Linked DNA regions of Homo sapiens: region 2 is linked to region 1. The links are chromatin contacts, found by Hi-C or POLR2A ChIA-PET in ENCODE. All regions are on one chromosome and are shown on one strand. The core of a region is the stretch at or near the end of the contact, and the rest is flanking DNA. Distances in the headings are between cores, read along the strand shown. Region 1 holds the start of SLC2A13 (solute carrier family 2 member 13). Region 2 overlaps GXYLT1 (glucoside xylosyltransferase 1).

Region 1 (6,034 bases), core at 2,799-5,298:
GATGGGGTTTCACAATGTTGGCCAGGCTGGTCTTGAACTCCTCACCTCAGATGATCCACTTACCTCGGTCTCCCAAAGTGCTGGTATTACAAGCATGAGCCACTGCATCTGGTCTTTCATTGACTTTCTATAATAAAATTCAAAGATTTTCCATGAGTTTTCATTCTCTTTGATCTCTGTGTAATATAATTGATTCTCTTAGCCAGTTCTTCCTTCTTGAAATGGTTTACTTGGCTTTTATGCCATGTTAACTTACTAATTACTTATGGCAACTCAAATATATTGGTTTTATTGCCAGCATTTATTCGCCTGACTTCTGGCAAAATAGCACATCACATTTCTTATGGGAAAACCTCCTATAGTCTAAGCCCATGTAATTTACCTTCACTCACAGCTCATGATGTGGGTGTTGATTGGCCCCAGCCTGATCACCAAACTGTAATCTCCCAGCTGCAGTAACTGGGGCAGGAATGGTACCACAACTGACAAATCCAATTACATACAATATAAGTTTGCTAGGGCTTTGGAGAAAGAGGCTCTTTTTCTGTCCTTTCAGACATGAGTGGAAAAGGATATTATATTAGGCTGTTCTTGCTATAAAGAAATATCTGAGACTGGATATTTTATAAGAAAAGAGGTTTAATTGGCTCACAGTTCTGCAGGCTGTACAGAAAGCACAGCACTGGCATCTGTTTCTGGAAAGATCTCAGGAAGCTTACAATCATGGCGGAAGGCAAAGGGGGAGCAGGCACATCACACGGTGAAAGCAAAGGACCAGATCTCCTGTGAACTCAAAAGGAGCTCATTTATCGCCAAGGAGATGACCCAAGCCATTCATTTGGGATCCACCCCCAGGATCTAAACTAGTCTTGTCAGGCCTCAACTTCAACACGGGGGATTACATCTCAACATGCGATTTTGATGGGGACAAATATCCAAACTATCTCAGGTATAGGGCTTGGAGTTTGCTACAGCCCTTTGAGCACCACATAAAATTTAAGAATGGAGCCTAAGGAGTAGGAAGCAGAGTGGAGAAATGGACGTCTGTGTGACATCCTGGTGTTTTTAGTCCTTTATCCAACTGCACTTGACGCCAACTTATTAGAGAGTTTTCAGAGACAATAGACAATAAGTACTCCCTCTTTCCCATTATTTTGGCTTAAACCAGTTTGATCTCGATTCTCTATCTCTTGCATCCAAAACAATTCAAAAACAAACAAATAAAACAACAATATATATATATGTATTTTACCATGTACATACATATGCATATAAATTCATAGAGAAAGTTCTGGAAAGATATATTTCAAAGTGGTAGAGGTGGTTATCTCTGGCCAAAGGGGTCTGTTATGGTGGGAAAGACGATTGAGAAGGGGCTTTTCGCCTTTCTTTATTGTTAGACTGCTTTGGAACATGTTACTGGAGGTTGTAAAGCAAATATCCTCAAAGCTGGAACTATAGAACTCACTGCAAACCAATAATGACTCTTGTAATTAAATTTGCCCTGCAATAGCAATTAATTATATTTCAAAAATACCCTTTAACACTCTCGTCAATGAGTAGTTGCTGCACCATTATCTGCTCTTCAAATGAGAGAAAAAAAAAAAAAGCAAAGCACAAGCTAATCTTGTGGTTTGTGGAAAGTTTTACGGTAAAACAATGGTGGTGTTGACATTCATCTCTTTTGATTCTCAGCCCATGGGTTTTCCAGTTCATCATAAACCGCAGCTGGGGCCGACTTTGGGGAACTCCATATTAGACTCACGCGCTGATGCTAAGTTGAACTGGACTCCCTCTCAAGGCTGAGACGAATTCTGTTTAACTCTCCGAAGCTTTTTTTTTTTTTTTGAGATGGAATCTCGCTCTGTCGCCCAGGCTGGATTGCAGTGGCACGATCTCGGCTCACTGCAACCTCCGCCTCCTGGGTTCAAGCAATACTCTGCCTCAGCCTCCCGAGTTGCTGGGATTACAGACGCGTGCCGCCATGCCCGGCTAACTTTTGTATTTTTAGTAGAGACAGGGTTTCACCACGTTGGCCAGGCTGGTCTTGAACTCCTGACCCCGTAATCCACCCGCCTCAGCCTCCCAAAGTGCTGTGATTACAGGCGTGAGCCACCGCGCCCGGCCTCCGATGCCTTTTTTTTCACGTCACATTTCTTTTAAAATGTAACCTGACCGCAGATACATAACTGTCCTAATACGGAACAGAATTTTTAAAGTAGTTTCTTGTTCTATGACCCCAAAGCTGAATTTCAAGCAAGGAATGCTCAGGAACCAAGATGTTCACTGCACCAGCTGAGACAAAAAGTAGTTTATTTTCATCTCAGCAAGAGGGAACTGTCAAAGAACCAGATGCTTCTCATCTGCGGAGCCCTTCTCTTCAGAAGCCGTGGGAATTGGCTCACCACCAGGGGGCGCAGTTTTACTATACCGTAGCATGCCGCGGAAAAGGCGCGCTCTCACCTGCAATATTGTCCGAGGTCTGAATATTAAAGAGTTCATTGCTGCAGATCTAAAGGCTCTCTCTGTTTAACTGATGCCTGGGAATGACGGTAGAGCCTTGCTTTAAAGCCAGACGATAACATTTAAATAGTTAAGCCGTCTGGCTTCATTAGTTTATTTTTCCTTGTTGCTGGCAAGGAAAGTACTATATTGTAGAGATAATCGTGACTGATAATCAAAACGAAAGCAGTTTTGACAAATTCTAATATAAGTTTTTACTGAAACAGGAATGACAAAATCCTTTTGTCTGAAAGGAAAAAAGTTATAGCTGCATGAAAAATAGGCCCCAGGCTAAGAAAGCTTTTGCTCAAATAAGGGAAATAAAAGAGCAGTGGAATTGTAGGAATAGAATCATATGATGCTTGACTTTTTGCCCTCAGCCTGAAGAATGAAAGCAAATTAGAGGCACAAAACATCTTTAGCAGTCCCAGCTGCTAGGAAGGCTGAGGCAGGAGAATCGCTTGAACCTGGGAGGCGGAGGCTGCAGTGTGCCGAGATAGCGCCACTGCACTCCAGCCTGGGCGACAGAGCGAGAATCTGTCTCAAAAACAAAACAAAACAAAACAAACTATCTTTAGCCCCTGATGCGCAACTGTATATTTTAAAAACATTTAAATTAAAGGGGGAAACAAACCCCAAATGAACCAACAACTGTTAATTCACTCAACAGTTTAAAAAATTGGTTGCAAATAACGTTATCTTTGCTTTGTTTCAAGTAAATGAGGCTGTTAAAACAGTGCCTCATGGAGGGCAACAGTGGGGATTCTCAGGAGAGAAGCTATCCTACCTTTTGGTTAGCATGTTGGGGCGGGGAAATGGAGACTGCCTGCCGAATCACAAATCAGGGTCTTGAGTTTTCTTTCTATTTCTGGGAATTACCCGTTACATGAGTGGAATGCATATATGTGAATTTTCTTTTACAGGTCGGGGATCCATGGAAGGAGGGTTTGGGATTCACCACAGAGATATGTTCTCTGTCCTCAAAGAATCAAATGTACCATTCCTTTAAAATAAGCATAAATTGAGGAGGGACTGGCGATGAGAGTGGAAACTAGCTATAGAAATGGGAGCATGCAGCCCTGAATTGCTCCAGAACAAACACATTTAATGCCAGGGAAGTAGACCACGCTGGGTAATGTCACAATACTATAAAAGGAAGGGTACTTGCTAGGTCCTATTCTAGGATATTTTTTCCAGCCCTCTCTCTAGGCTGCTGGAAGGACAGTGAGGCTGGTTTAGGTGCTCTCTCCCTCCTCTCCAAACACGGCAAACATTCTGGGTGGCTTCCCGTCTGGAAGCCTGTTGCCTGATGGCATCGCCACATTGGCTTGCTCCACCGCTGCAGCTCGGAAGGCAGGGTTAATTCCATACGGTTGCCAGAGCCCTAAATGAGGGAGCCTAGGTCAGAGGTCGCACCCACCGGGAGGGCGGGGTTTAGGGGTCCGGGGCGGGCTGAGCCTGGCCCCGCCCAAGGAGGGGGCGGGACGTTTCCCGGGCCCCGCCCCGCCGGCCCGGGGTTGCACGTGACCCGCGGTCCCGCCTCCCGCCCGCTCCGCAGCGCCAGCTCGGCAGGCGCGGGGCGTGAGTGTGGAGTGAGACCCGCCGGGCTCCAACTCCGCAGCGTCGGAGCGCGGCGGGCAGCAACTTTCTCCCCGGAGCGGCCGTGGCGGCGGCTGCTGCCGTGGCAGCCGGAGCGGAAGCCGGGAGGAAGAAAGCGGCGGCAGCGGCGGTTGCTCCCGCCGGCTCGGGCTGTCTAGCTCGCCGAGACTGCCGGCCCGCGGAGCCGCGTCCCCCCGGGCAGCCCCGGGCCCCTGCCCTATGTCCCGCAAGGCAAGCGAGAATGTGGAGTACACGCTGCGGAGCCTGAGCAGCCTGATGGGCGAGCGGCGCAGGAAGCAGCCGGAGCCGGACGCGGCGAGCGCGGCCGGGGAGTGCAGCCTCCTGGCTGCCGCCGAATCGAGCACCAGCCTGCAGAGCGCGGGCGCGGGCGGCGGCGGCGTCGGGGACCTGGAGCGCGCGGCGCGGCGGCAGTTCCAGCAGGACGAGACCCCCGCCTTCGTGTACGTGGTGGCCGTCTTCTCCGCGCTGGGCGGCTTCCTGTTTGGCTATGACACCGGGGTGGTGTCAGGGGCCATGCTGCTGCTCAAGCGGCAGCTCAGTCTGGACGCGCTGTGGCAGGAGCTGCTGGTGTCCAGCACGGTGGGGGCGGCTGCCGTCTCGGCGCTGGCCGGAGGCGCCCTCAACGGCGTCTTCGGCCGCCGCGCTGCCATCCTCCTGGCCAGTGCCCTCTTCACCGCCGGCTCCGCGGTGCTGGCTGCGGCCAACAACAAGGAGACACTGCTCGCCGGCCGCCTGGTCGTGGGACTCGGCATCGGTGAGTTCGGGCTCCGTGAAGGGCGCCCGGGATCCCATTGTCACCGCCCTTGACCCTGGGTGTTGCGTGCCTCTTGCCCATCGGGGTCCCCGTCTGGTCTCCCAGGGTCAGAGAATCCTCCACTTCTCTGGCCTCCAGAGCCCATCTGTTTGTTGGTCCAGCCTCCAAGGCTCTCCCGGGAGGTGGGAGGGTCGGGGGGGAGGGGGTGTCACTCTAGTCTCCCTCGAGCGCACGTGGAATCTTTGATAGGCCACGGACCAGTCAGTCCAAGTGGTTGTTGCCTCTCAGCACTTCCAGAAACCTAGCTGAGCACCAGCTCTTTCCTTGATCCAGCCTAACCTGATGCTGCTTCTTGAGCTTACGAGGGTCTCTGCTTTCCTGCACTGTCCCACCTTGCCTCTCCACTGCTAGCCCCTTTCGTTTTCTGGGGCTCCCAGCCTGGAACCTAGACCATCGTCAAGTTACAGTGAGATAATATTTAGAGTTAAGTAATTCTGGACTCTGAAAGGTTTATTAGCGACCCCTGCCCTCTTTGCTTATCTAGCATTTGTCTTTAGATGGCATCTCCTTTTGCTTTTATGCTTTTTCTATTGCCTTTCAGCTTTCATTCTTTTCCCAAGTAAATTCCATTCTCCTCTGTTTTTCCAACTTTTTCATTTGAATCCTTTTTTATCCATTCTCCTCTTTGTTTTTCCTCTCCTGCTTTCCAGTTGGGAACCAAATTATCTATTAAAGGTCATATTCACTTCCTTAATTCATTTAGGAGCTACTCCCCCTGTGGATAAATGCCCCGCAAGATAAATGTTTGGAATTTACTTCAAAAATGAAGGCATTAAGGTTCTCCTGGCGTTGAATTTTTTTCACCCTGGTTGCTGAGCAGGGGAGGTACAATTGGCAAGTTTTTGGCAGAGGGAAGCTATTTGGAATGTGCTCTGTATTATTAGAAAGCACTTTTGAGGGAAAGTGGGGGGCTGTGACTTAAATCTCACTAGTAATTTTTCTAAGACACACCGCTGATGCTTTTTTAATGTTTCGTTTCATAATTCAGTTTTTTGTTTCCCTTAGGGTGCTGTTGAAGTATTTCTTCCCTATGGCTGGGGCTTGATGAAAGCGCTTTAAACCTGGGGCTGCTGCTGATCTGTGTATTCACCACTTGTT
Region 2 (5,425 bases), core at 630-3,129, 2.0 Mb before region 1:
TTACATTCAGTATCTGAAAAAGCACTAAATTCAGTATCTTTTTTATTTTAAAAAAGCATAAAATATAAATTGATAGATTATTAGTATTATATTTTTATCTCATTTCAAAAGGCAGCATTGTGCTTAATGGCTAAACAGTAGGAGCTTTCCAGTTAAAATGAAGATAAGGATATCTATTAATATTACCATAACTTTTTTTTATTTGAGACAGGGTCTCATTCTGTTACCCATGCCGGAGTGCAGTGGCACAATCTTGGCTCACTGCAAACCTCCACCTCCCAGGCTCAAGTGATCCTCCCACCTCAGCCTTCCAAGTAGCTGGGACCACAGGCGTGTACCACCATGCGTGACTAGTTTTTTGTACTTTTGGTACAGGGTTTCACCATGTTGCCCAGGCTTGTCTCGAGCTCCTGAACTCAACTGATCAGCCTGCCTCGGCCTCCCAAAGTGCCGGGATTACAGGCGTGAGTCGCTGTGCCTGACATCATAACTATTAAGTAATATTTAAATAGTGGTTCTCAGCATGGAGGAATAACAAGCCCCCATATTAGACAAATGAAAGAAATAGGTATAAAAATTAGATAGGATGTAGAATTATTATTTGCGTGACATATTTATATCCCTGGAAAACCTCAACCTATTAAAACTACTATAAACATTAAGGATATATAGTTAATTTGGCTGAGTTGAAAACTAAAATACAGAAATTGCTGCTTTTAAAAGGAGAGTCAAACCATTTACTGTGCTGGCTGACTCCAGGGGTTCTTTCTCAAGTAGCGTAGTATGGTCTCCTCCTGAAAACAGTGTTGATATGCCAATTAGTTGATATCCAAGAATAGGAAAATACTTTTGTTAGCAGGGTTGTAATTCTGATAGCAAAGCTTACAGTTGTTAAAATGGGTTGGGTGAATCTGTCAGCTCTTCAGTAGCATGAGAGGCATCAGGAGACTAGGGTCTCTTTCTTGGAGTGCAGTCTTAATATTGCCAAAGCTGCCAGTCCTAACTTGCCTCTCTCTGGGATGGTGAGAGTTTATGGGACTGCATACATCTGCTAGACTGGACCCAGTTATTTTCCTCAGCAAATCTTCTTTGACTTTATATGTCATTCATGGTGCCTCTTTACAGAATTCTTTGCTTGCGTTTTCTAATGTACAAATAGCAACCTTTTAGAATATAAAATGGAAGACCCTCAAAAGAAATAGCATACATAGGAACAAACTTGAAAGAAATTGGCAGGATATATACATGTATATATACACACACATGTATTATATATATATATATATATATATATGTTTTAAATTTAATAAGATAAATGAACACTTAAATAAGTAGAAAGATACACTATGTTTTTGGATAGGAAAATCCATCATAAAAAGGCCAGTTCTCTGTGAGAATTTTTTACTACAAGTAGACACAAAACTCATACATTTCTCCTTCTTTGTTGATCTTCCCCACTCCCTCTGCAGCCTTGATTTTTGTCAATCATATTGTTTTTTAGTGTTTAACTTAAGTTGTGTATGCATTTTTTAATTTGATTTATCAATTTCAAAATGATCTATTTGAACTGCCAATTATAGAAGTTAAGCAAATAAATCAGACTAATAGCCATCATGGTAAAAAATAATAATAGCTAACACTGAATATTTACCACGTGTCAGGTGCTATTCCAAGCACTTTAAATTTATATATTAACAATTTTAATCATCAACAACTCTGACGTAGGCCCAGACGTAGGTACCAAAACTATCTTCATTTTAAGATAAGGACACAGTTACTTTCGCTTTCTTTCGTGACTTACTAGTTTTGTCACTGCCACATACAACTTCCTTTTGTTATCTTCTGTTTTACTGTACAGCCCTTCTCACATTTAGGGTTAGAAATGTCACTTGATATTGTGAGGAGTTTGCATTTCTCTTTGTGGATTTGTAATGGTTGCTGTGGGAAGAATGAGGAACTGTCATCATGCTGCCATTTTAAGCCTGAAAGTCTGAAGCTCTTTTGAATGTTTTTATCAACAGAATGATATGACAACTGTACGACTACAATGGGGAGATATACTTATGCCATTGCTTAAAAAATACAAACTAAACATCACATGGGGTGATCAAGATCTATTGAATATCGTGTTTTTTCATAATCCAGGTAATTATTTAAATTCCTTTTATTTGCATTAAAAAAATCACAGATAATACTTAGTGAAAAAGGAAAACATGCACTTATCTGATTCTGTCTTATATTAATGATTATTGCTATTTATGTTTAAGACGGAGTAAAACTTTTCTTGAATTTTGCTTTAATTGGAAGAGATCTAAATGCCAGACATTTTTCATTAATTCTTACTTGTAAGAGCTGTATTTTTTAACTGAAAGTTTTGCATAATGTTACATCTGTGGAATTAGGGGTATTTGCTTCATTGTTTGGTCTTTTCTTTATGTAGAAAGCCTTTTTGTTTTTCCGTGTCAATGGAATTATCGACCAGATCATTGTATATATGGAAGCAATTGCCAAGAAGCAGAAGAAGGAGGAATCTTTATTCTTCATGGGAACAGAGGTGTTTACCATGACGATAAGCAACCAGCATTTAGAGCTGTTTATGAAGCACTGAGAAATGTAAGATTTGCCTTTCCTTTTTTTTAACTTTTTGTTTGAAAATACTTTCAAGCTAATGGTTAGTTTACAAAAATAGTACAAAGAATTTTTACACACACTCAGCCTCATCTGTTATTAACATTTTGCCTTATTTGCTTTGTCGTTGGTTTTCTCTCTACATTTTTTTTTCCTGAAAACAATGTAGTTGTTTTTTCAGAAAACTCAACTTAAATTTGATTGTAAGTTGCATACATTAAGTTCTTTTACCCCTAAAAACTTCAGTTTTTTTTTTTAAACTAAGAATAAGGACGCTCTTTTATTAACCACAGTACATATGTCAAGCTAGAAAATTTAATACTGATGGAATACATTAATCTGCCATCCATATGGCTTTACTCTCTTTTGATCTAGAACAGTTTCTCAGTCTTTGTCTTATATGACATTGGCATATTTGGACAATAGAGCCTCTTCACCCCTTTTTTTATTAGAATGTTCTTCATTTTGGCCTGTCTAATGTTTCCTTACGATTAGGTTCAGGATATACATGCCTGCTCAGAATTCTGTATAGGTGGTGATGTGTGCTTCTCAGGCCCTCATAGTCATAGTCCCTTTTGTCTGCCCCTCACTGGTGATGTTGATTTTGATCAGTCAGTCAAAATGTCATTTATTTTCTCCACAGTGTAGTTATTTTTCCTCTTATAAGCAGCCTATGGGAAGAACCTTTTAAAATCATGTAAACATTCTGCTTCTCATTAAAATTTTCCTACAAGATTTAGCATCTATCGTTGGTTCTTGCCCAAAACAATCTTCACCATGTTATTTGCAAATTGATGATTGTTCAACAATAGCACTCCTTCCACATACATCATTTGACACTTGGCATGCGTCTATAAGGAAGATCGCTCCCTTTTGCACATATATTGATGTTTATATAATCAGTATGAACCCTTTGATACTTATGTTCCTCCAATGATTTATAATTCATTTTTCCTTCTAATTATGTTAATGCTAAAGTTGTTCCAGGTATGGCCATTGGGAGCCCCATTGGCTACTTCTTGTGTCCCTTTGACATGTCCTCATCACTTTTTTTGAGTACCTCTTTTATTTTCTGTTCCAACAAAATATTCCAGGTTTATTTTATACTTTCCCTGCCCTACTGTTGAAATTAGTCATCTGTCAAAGGAGCTCTGGTTCCCTTTAGTAGGCTCTGGATATTAGGCATGTTTATTGCTACCAGGGTCTCATTGCTTTTGAGCTTTTTCAGTGGCAGAGCTAGGAAGTATAAGCGTGCACACATGATGTTAATGTGTTCACACCTGATTCTCTAATTCCATGCCATTCTTCCAAGGCTCTTCCTTTCTTCTACTCTATATTATATCTTCTTTCTTCCACAGTTAGAATCCTGACTTCTGTCATCAACACATTTTGTCATTTGCTTAATCTTACAGTCATTTAAAATAATTTCAGAAATGTTCCTTTCATACCATTGTCTCCACCCCCAAACCAGCTTACTAAAAATGGCTTAGGATTTGTTTTCAGTCCTTCCTCTTCCTCTCCCCTGCTCCCAGACAAGGGTGTGTACTCAATACTGTATTCAGAAGTTACTTGGGTTAGTTCTTTTTTTCCGATCTTTCAGTGTGATTATTTTATTTATTTGAAATACAATTGGATTCATTCGTTTCCGTATGCTTTCAGTTTTAGCTTTTTTCCACTATCTTTGTTGATATAATTGCATTTTTTGATAGGGGGATATTAATATACTTCACAAAGTCAGAATAACATAAGGGTTTACTCAGATGTAACCTGTTATCTTAGCCCGTTTATCCTAACTGCCCCCTACCTCTATCGGGTACCAATTTCATTGTTTTCTGGTTTATCCTTCCTGTGTTTTTAATAAGATGAGCAGATGTATGTATGTTCTGTAATTTCCATTTTCTTACACAAAAGGTAGCTTAGTGTATATCTTCATTCATTCTTTGCTTTTTATATTTAAAATATTCTGGAGATATTTTCCTCAGTTTTTTTTTTTAAACTGTATGGTACTTTATGTATGTACCAGAGTTTATTCAGCCATTCTCTATGTTTGGACATTTTGGTAGTTTCCAATAGCTTGAATTATAAATAATGCAGCAATGTACAGTTAGCTGTGTCATATATATATATTTGTATTGTTGGAAGGTGAATCTTCATGGTAAATTCCTAGAAGTGGGATTATTGGATTGAAATTATTACCTGTGTTCCTCCATAGGGATTGTTTGTATTCCTGCCAATGATTTGTGAGACAGTCTGTTCCCCACATCCTCGTCAACAGAGTATAGTATCAAGCTTTTAAAATTTTGTCATTCTGATGGGTGAGAAATGGTATCTTAGTGTAGTTTTAATTTGCATTTCTCTTACGAGTGAAGTTTAATCTTTTTATATATTTATGAAATATTTTTATATCTTTTTGGGGGTGAATTTTCTTTTAAATATTTCTCCTATTCTTCTATAGTTTTTTAAAAATAACTAATGAAACATAATTTATATACCACAAAGTTCACCCATTTCAAATATATAATTCAGTAGCTTTTAGCATGTTTGCAGAATTGTACAACCATCATTATTACCATGAGGGCGTTTGGGCTTTCTTGCCCTCTCCTCCCTTTAATTGTTAAAAGTTCTTTGTATGTTAGGAATATTAGTACTTTTCCTGTGATATACATTGTGAATATTTTTCTACCAATTTGACTTATTTATGGTATTTGATGCCATTCAGTTTGTATAATATTTTTCATGTAATAAGTTTATCAATTTTTTTTTTTTTCACTGCTGGGTCTTGCTCTGTCACCCAGGC

The links. A loop is a pair of places that touch in the nucleus more often than their neighbours do. ChIA-PET counts read pairs that join two places held with the same protein, here RNA polymerase II (POLR2A). Pooled maps may share reads with other maps.
Region 2: a map of naive thymus-derived CD4-positive, alpha-beta T cell shows a loop between it and region 1 (4-fold over the local background). The contact joins the enhancer-like site here to the promoter of SLC2A13 in region 1. A Hi-C loop is called at or near these places in 1 of 168 maps with a recorded cell type or tissue (naive thymus-derived CD4-positive, alpha-beta T cell) and 4 of 50 pooled maps. POLR2A ChIA-PET finds 5 or more read pairs at or near these places in 1 of 52 experiments (WTC11).

The regions. Positions count from the first base shown.
Region 1 is chr12:40,104,095-40,110,128 of GRCh38, reverse strand. SLC2A13 (solute carrier family 2 member 13) reads left to right here and starts at 4,048. Exons shown (of 10, transcript NM_052885.4): 1 at 4,048-4,876. The coding sequence starts at 4,321. RefSeq lists silencers at 2,384-2,513, 3,895-4,144, 4,165-4,424, 4,445-4,514, 4,525-4,614 and an enhancer at 2,725-2,894.
Region 2 is chr12:42,094,630-42,100,054 of GRCh38, reverse strand. GXYLT1 (glucoside xylosyltransferase 1) reads left to right here. Exons shown (of 8, transcript NM_173601.2): 6 at 2,022-2,145; 7 at 2,441-2,613. Among named protein-coding and RNA genes, the nearest start is that of GXYLT1, 48 kb to the left of the region's middle. Within about 2 kb of position 1,879, at least 7 of the 41 ENCODE cell types and tissues checked have a DNase peak (open chromatin) inside an H3K27ac peak, as active enhancers do.